Regions from separate parts of the Homo sapiens genome. Here region 1 is linked to region 2. The links are chromatin contacts, found by Hi-C or POLR2A ChIA-PET in ENCODE. All regions are on one chromosome and are shown on one strand. The core of a region is the stretch at or near the end of the contact, and the rest is flanking DNA. Distances in the headings are between cores, read along the strand shown.

The links. A loop is a pair of places that touch in the nucleus more often than their neighbours do. ChIA-PET counts read pairs that join two places held with the same protein, here RNA polymerase II (POLR2A). Pooled maps may share reads with other maps.
Region 1: a map with no recorded cell type shows a loop between it and region 2 (7-fold over the local background). The contact joins two enhancer-like sites. A Hi-C loop is called at or near these places in 13 of 37 single-sample maps with no recorded cell type and 5 of 50 pooled maps. POLR2A ChIA-PET finds 5 or more read pairs at or near these places in 1 of 52 experiments (WTC11).

Annotation. Positions count from the first base shown.
Region 1 is chr4:131,609,362-131,613,238 of GRCh38, forward strand. The region is part of intron 3 of LINC02377 (long intergenic non-protein coding RNA 2377); the gene reads left to right. Among named protein-coding and RNA genes, the nearest start is that of SNHG27, 150 kb to the right of the region's middle. Within about 2 kb of position 1,315, at least 2 of the 41 ENCODE cell types and tissues checked have a DNase peak (open chromatin) inside an H3K27ac peak, as active enhancers do.
Region 2 is chr4:131,545,154-131,549,424 of GRCh38, forward strand. The region is part of intron 3 of LINC02377 (long intergenic non-protein coding RNA 2377); the gene reads left to right. Among named protein-coding and RNA genes, the nearest start is that of LINC02377, 170 kb to the left of the region's middle. RefSeq lists an enhancer at 2,520-2,769. Within about 2 kb of position 2,683, at least 2 of the 41 ENCODE cell types and tissues checked have a DNase peak (open chromatin) inside an H3K27ac peak, as active enhancers do.

The DNA of each region.
Region 1 (3,877 bases), core at 65-2,564, 63 kb after region 2:
TTTAGTCATTTATTGTCCTTTAGTAGATTCCTCTATAAAATGTGTAATTCCTAGAGTTTACATTTTATTTAAATATATAAACTTTTCTTGACTTTACCAGTCATCTTAAAGAAAAATATTTTCACAATCATTTTATTCTGTAAGAACAACAAAGAAAATTTAATCCATAAAGAGACTTGGTTTTCAAAACTACGATGCAAAGCAAAGATAAAATGCACTATATTAGCTCTAAATTTGCCTTTTCACATACATCATTTTTCAATGTGATTTCATTATTGATTAGCTTACCAGAAAAACATGTCCATCATACACTCTAGAGCTTTTCAAAGAACAGTGTTGGTTCACTTTTCATTCACCTATTAGTGACCTAACAAGCAAAGAGTAAAACCTAAGGTATTTATGTATACAAATCAAACATCTCTTTAATTTAGTGCAAAGATATCTTTTCAAGGTCTGAAAAATCTACCTATCTGAACTAGTATATGCATTCAGCTTACTAATAACCTATTTGATGACAAAAATGGTGTGAAATATTTCATTTTCCTATTTAATGATATTGGAATAATAATGTTATATTTGTATGGATAAATTTCAGTCAGTGAATCAACATATTTTCACAAGAAATTTTTCTAAAAATATCTTTTGAACTAAATTTGCCCTATTTGATGAAAAATGTATTGAATGTCTACATTCCCTTAAATAGACCTTTTTTGAATAATTCAGTAACACTAAAAAGTCAAAGCAAATAAACTGATGAGGATTCAGAGCAACTGCTTTGTCAGGTTGTCTTGAGTGTTCAGATATAGTGTAGTCCTTTCTGTTCTTAGTACTAAATATATGTTCATTGTTTTTATTAGTTTAATAATATAACATTGAATGTATTCTTGACTGCATGCTGTTATAAACCATGTAATATGCATATCTTTCTAAACATGACAAATGTTAACAAATTACATCTTTTTTGTCCTTTTATTAAAAAGTCAGGTTTATTAAAATATAATTTATATACAATTAATCTTATTCTTTCAACATACTCAGTTCAGTAAGTTTTGACAAAGGTATATAATCATGTAATTGCCACCACAATCAAGAAACATTTTCACAAATTAAGAATGCTCTCAAGTCCACCAAAGTCCAAAGCGATTTAATCACCTTACAAAGTTTTTTCCTGCTCCTTTGCAACAAATTCCGTATCTCTATCTCTGGCCCTTGGCAACCTCTGATCTGTTTTCTGTCCCCATGATTTTGCATTTTCTGTCATTTTAAGTACAGGGGATAATGTAGTGTGTAATCTTATGTGTCTGGCTTCTCTCACTCAATGCTTTGGTGATCCTTGTTATGACATGTATTAGTGATTCATTTCCTTTAATTGCTGAGTAATACAATAGGTATTTGAATGTCCTTGTCTGCTAATTTCATCATCTCTGTGATTCCCAAATCTCTTTTTACTTACTGATTTTTTTTTCTTCCTGGAAATGGGTCACATATTCCTTCTTTTGTTGCCTGATTACCCCATATTTCTACTTCTAAGCAATTTTTAGACCAAGGAAGTGGGATGCAAAGAGAACCTGATGGTCTCTCAGTGAGTAGAGGAGACAAATGCTAAGATGGTGGGAACTTACAGGACAGAGTAATAAGAGGAAGGAACTACAAAGAGAAAAATCTCCATTCATTTGTGGACCTTTGGAGTCTTTGGCCAAATACTAAGTTGTTCACTCCGAGGGTAGAATAGGCAGGTGAAGAACAATTTTCAGGAAAAGAAAATATTCTGGAGAGCTATAAGCCAAAAAATTCCAAGGGCTCACACAAGGCTTGGACTCATCCAAGGCTTCACAAGCCAGAATGGAGAGACCTTGCCGAATACATGGAGCTTAAAGTAGAGACCCTAAACAACAGTAATGTAATGGGGGAGCTAAATTAGCCCTAGTGTAAAGACTACAACATACATGTCCTTAAAAAGGCTTTAAAACTGGCCTTGAAAGAATGAAACGGCTGTGCCAGAACTGTAATTCCCTTCAGAGCAAAAGGCCAATAGTGTCTATCTAAGTAAATACAATGCATTGTACATATGGACAACATTTACGATGTCTAAGATCCAATCGGAAACAAATTACATCTTATAGACTGTTAAATAGTTCATCATTAGGAAAAAATGCACCTTCTACATTTACCACGCATGAAAAAAAGCAAGCATGCAAAACGGCATCAAAATCAATTTCACATAATATTAAATCTTAAAATATGGGTCATAAATTCAATGATGTAAAAATAAGTTATCCACAACAGGCATTGTATTTTAACTTTTTTCTCAAAAAATTAAATAAAGGCTGGATATAGTGGCTCTCATCTTTAATTTAATCTCAGCAATTTGAGAGACAGAGGCGGGAGAATCACTTGAGCCCAGAAGTTTGGGAACAGCCTGGGCACAAAGTGAGACCCAATCTCTAAAGAAAATATAAAAATTAGCTGGGCAAGGTAATGTGTGCCTTTAGTTCCAGTTACTCTGGAGGCTGAGGTGGAAGAATCACTTGAACCCAGAAGTTCCAGGTGACAGTGAGCCGAGACTGTGCCACTGCACTCCAGCCTCGGTGACAGTGTGAGTCCCTGTCTCAAAAAAAAAAAAAAAAAGAAAAGAAAAGAAAAGAAAAACTAACTAAAATTGTTTTGTTTCCAAGTTAAAACCAATGAAACACATAATTTAATTGATGATGCTAAATATATTGTGCTTTTAGGACAGCATAATTGATATCTACTATAATTATAGTAAGTAAAATCAAAGTGCAGAATTTGGCATCATTTTGAGCTGATACCAGCTATCTTGTCAATATTGCCATTTTGATATATCCTGATGGTACATTTATCTTATTACTTATTTTTATTAGCAATATTAATAATTGACTGGTCAGTTACAATAATAATTTAGTGCTGATAAAGGTCATCATAAGAAACGATGCTATTTAAATAACTAAGGTAATATATTTTTTAAATGTTTTTCACATGCTTAAAGGACATGTAAGTTTAGTGAGTAAAACTTGACAAAAGAAAAATCTCACAAAATGAAATACAATTTCAACATATTTGAAACAAGGTAGTTTACAAGCAAAAAAGTTCTACCTTTGGATAAGGAGGATAAGTTAGGTACAATTCAGCTAGCGGATATGAGGCACCAAATAATAATAGAATTGTCATTGATTGGGGTATGAATGAATTGCAAGATAGTCTCAGCCACCATATAATTTAATCAAATGTGATCCATTATAGTACATATTTTACAGTGCAACTTAAAAACCATTGAGAGGAAATATGGTTTTCAATAATGTAGCAAGTGAAAATATGTTTTGAATTGAGGTATATAAGCAGAACAAAATATCACTTTTATGGATGAACTGATAAGTTCGAAATTAAGATTTTAAGTATGAATTTGTGGGGTGATCATATTAAAGAAATTGAGGGATTCTACATTCTTGACCTTCACTATTTATTGAGGTACTGCTACAAATAATGTAAGGAATGAAAGCACAGTATGGGCTCTAACAAAGCTGAGAGCCTGTGAATAGAAAAACAGATAATCAATAGGAAAGTGACCTATGCAAGTTATAGCTAGTTTTTAAATGAAACTGTAGAGTCAGAATATCCTCCCAAATTGAGTAACTTAATTTTAGTGATTAATTTTAATTTGTAATTAAATTAAGTAATTAATTACTTAATTTTGTATTAGAGATTGCCAAATGAAGAACGGAGTTTTGTTCCAGGCTGTGTGCAGAACACAACTATCTAGGAACTATTTAACTCATAACTTGCAATTCAAGAATTTGCAAAAAAAAAAAAGAAAATCTCGGTGAAGAAACTGTAGTGTATGTCTTTGTAGGTCAAGCTG
Region 2 (4,271 bases), core at 1,433-3,932:
TCACTGAAAAAGAGGACACAATGCCAAGGAATCCAAAGAGAAGGCAATAATGATAAATGCAAGTTATCACAAATCTCTATGTAGCTGAATATCATATATTGACATTTTCTTTTTAGGTAGCACTGGTGGATCAAGCTTAAATATTCCCTTTACTTCTATAAAGGTCCTTGTCTATCATATGTTGTGTATATTGTGAAATCCACTGATAGTTTTCTGTGTCCTGCAAAGTTGTATCTTCATTAGTCCTGCATCAGATATAAGCTCCTGATAATTTTATTCTGTCAACATAGTACTCTATGTGTAATGATACATAACAAATAATGTTAAAATTAATTTTAATGATGGTGATGATGAAATAGAAGAAGACCACAACTAAGGGCACAATTCTTATTTAAAATTATGTAGGCCGTGAAAATCTGCCAATATTTTAAGCATAAACCAAAATATCAAAAAGTGTTCTTGATTTATGGCTATATATAATTTGCTACAATTAATATAAGAGAAGAAGGCTTTACTATATCAGTCTAAATAAATAAATGGAGTTTGACCTTAAAAAGTCATATGTTTGGGCCAAAATTGACTAAAAATAATGTAGTTCAAAGAAAGCAATATGCATAATTGCTTTCATATATCTTTCTATATTAAACAATAAATACTAACTTTCTGCTTGCTTTATTTTCTCAGAGACAGAACACTTTTGCTAAATCAATTCAAGGATTAAAGATAATTTCTTAAACCCAAGTCTTTTATTCATCCCGATTACTATTGAATTGCCTTTAATACCCTACCTATTTAAGTATTTCAGAGAAGCTCTCTCAGGGTTAATCATGATAATCTTGCAATATTGCAAGGTTAATCATGTTAATCTTATTTAATAATTTACTAATATATACATTTCAAATAAGCTATTGTCAAATTTACTTAAAATTTGGAAAGTTTGATATACTGTATAGATTACTGCAATAATGAGAATAATTTAGAATGTTTTATTTTTAGCAGTGATTGTTTAAAATGTTTTAAGATGCGCATTTTCAAACCCATACTAAATAAGGTTTTTCCCATGGGTAATCAAAGAAGTATTTAGAATTTGAATCTTGCTTATTCCAATTAATTTAAAGTGTGGATCAACTCTTAGTCCTCTGGGTGCATTTACATCAACACAAAAATTACATTTAAAAATGTTGTGTCCTCTCCAACCAAGTTAAATCAATGTGCTTGCATTTTCCCTGAAGGCCAATATAAATGCAAGAATGCAATTTTAAGAGTGAAGGACCTCTATAAACAATATTCTGTTTCTAATTTCTGGAAGGCGAAACCAAAAGATTGAACATGGTAACCTTCACAGCATCTTAATTACTTTTATGTTAAAGCAGTTACCATTTCTATAATTAACATAATAAAATCCATAAAGCTTAACATGAGAAATCAAACAATAACCTCAAATCTGCGCATAAACATTAATGATAAATGCAAATATATTTGTATTTTACCAAATGTGTCAGCATATGATTCATTACATCCTCATATATTTTTCCAAAAATGTAAAAGTATACTGTAGTCCAGGAGGAAAGCTACATGTGAGAGATTAAATATGTATCTTGTCACACTGTCACTACACTATTTAACTGCAGCACTCAGATAATCTAGATCTATTTTGAAACTGAATAGGAACAGCCATTTAGTGTTTAAAAGGGACCTAGAAGTTACTATGGACCAATACACTGAGTTGTTCTACCTACATTTTACTTATTTTTGTCTTGGAATCTTGAGTTCACATGTTAATTTGTCAATTTAAAGAATAAGAAAGGCTGGGTGCAGTAACTCATGCCTGTAATCCCAGCACTTCCGGAGGGCAAGGTGGGAGGATTGCTTGAGGCCAGGAGATCCAGACCAGCCTAGGCAACATAGCACAACCCCATCTCTCTAAATAATTTGAAAAAGTAGCTGGGCATGGTGGTGAACGCCTTTAGTCCTAGCTACCTGGAAGGCTAAGGCAAGAGTATTGTTTGAGGCCAGGAGTTTGAAGCTGCAGTAAGCCAAGATCACACCATTGCACTCTAGCCCAGGTGACAGAGCCAGACCCTCTCTTAATAAATAAATAAATAAATAAATAAATAAATAACAAGAAAATGAGTTTCTGGAAGCTTATGTGACTTCCACATGATGCTGTGTGTATTGATAGGAGTATTTGTTTGTTTATTTATTTATTTTTGAGACAGAGTCTCACTCTGTCCCCCAGGAAGGGAGTGCAGTGGTGTGATTCCAGTCACTACAACCTCCACTTCCTGGGTTCGAGTGATTCTCATGCCTCAGCCTCCCAAGTAGCTGGTACTACAGGCACCCACCACCATGCTAAGGCCAATTTTTGTATTTTTAGTAGAGATGGGGTTTCACCATGCTGGAGAGGCTGGTCTCAAACTCCTGACCTCAAGTGATAGGACAGTTAATGTGAAGCCAGCTCTGCTCCAATTTGAAAGCTGATTCTGCTTTTTTAACTCCTTCACTATTTCTAGGTATACACAGATTACTGCCTGAATTATCTGTCACACTGAGGGAAGAGAGAGACCCTCTCATATTGTTTTATACTCAGTACCTGTTTTAAGAAAAAAACGAGGAAGTGAAACCAAAGACAGGCAGCCCGGCGCCAGGCCCAAAACTGGGCCTGGGCCTGCTTGGCCTAAACCTAGTAGTTAAAAATCAACTCATGACTTAGAACCCGATGTTACCCATAGATTTCAGGCGTTGTATGGGAGAACATTGTGATACTCCCTGCTCTGTTCTGTTTCTCTCTGACCACCGGTGCATGCAGCACTTGTCACGTACCCCTTGCTTGCTCAAATCAATCATGACCCTTTCATGTGAAATCTTTAGTGTTGTGTGCCCTTAAAAAGGACAGAAATTGTGCACTCAGGGAGCTCGGATTTTGAGACAGTAGCTTGCTGATGCTCCCAGCTGAATAAAGCCCTTCCTTCTACAACTTGGTGTCTGAGAGGTTTTTTCTGGGCTTGACCTGCTACAACACGTATTTCAATATCTTTGTTCTAATATTGAAATTAATTATAAAGTAGTTGATATAGAAGGAGCTTTTGGAATCATTTAACTGGTCCCCTTTCTTTTACAGATGTGAAAACTAAGCCCCAATAAAGTTACAGGATACTTCTAAGACAAAATAGCTTCTTAATAGCAGAGGCAGAACTAGAAGCCAAGTCAATCAATGAATACTCTATGTATACCAAACATATCTTTTAATGATCATTTACTCAGTGTATATAAGCAAATAATTTAGAATACATGAGTGACACAGATATGTTGTGCCTCATGGGGTAATTTTTGCTCAAAGACTATTTACATGCCTTATACAGACTTAATTTCCATCCTCTCTTATTAGGTCTGACATTTCTTCCATTGGTTCAGTAGGTTTCGTTTTACACACACACACACACACACATTACATATATATTTTTTGCTTCACAGCAAATGCAGAAAATATATACAAAAGATCACTACTGAATTTTCTTGGAAAGATAAAACATACTTTGTTTTAGGTATGTTAGATATGAGTTCTAACTTTCTCTTCAAAGAATCAATACGTCAATATGTTCAATTCTTTACCTTCTACTTTTAAACTTGACTTCCTTGTAAAGCAAGCTTTTCCAATTACCTGCTCCACCCTGACTCATTCTGATTACCTGTTCATTCTCCACCCTGACTCATTCCGATTTCCTGCTCTGCCATAACCATTTTTCCCGCCAAACCACTCACCCTGTCACTCTCTTTAAATTAGCCAGTCGGAATTAGTTTAGCCTGTGTGGTCTAACCCTAGCCAATAGGGGAATGACACAGCAGCAGGGGACACGTGCATCAGGAATAAGACCCCCTTTTCCTCCCTTGTCGAGATGTGCTCTCACCTTTGCTCCATCTGTGAGGGTGAACCACCCTATAGAAGTAAACAGCCTTGCCAAGAAGAAAAAAAAAAGAAAATTTTATATTGAGTGCTATTTCTTTTGTGGTACCGAAACTTTACTTATAACAGATATTTAACTTTATCGTGCTCTTTAAGTTACTCAGTGAATTATTTAAAACATACCAAAGAACCTGGCCTTAAGGGCATGAAGCAGGGTTGCAAGAGGGAGTGGAACTTAGTGGATAGTTAAGAATTAAGTTGTGTAATGGATCATGGAGAATCTTCCAAAGAAGGTTCAGTGAAGACAGGACTCTGACCACCTACATGGGAACAGGGAGGGATGTCAAGAAGCTGCAGGCAGTTCCTA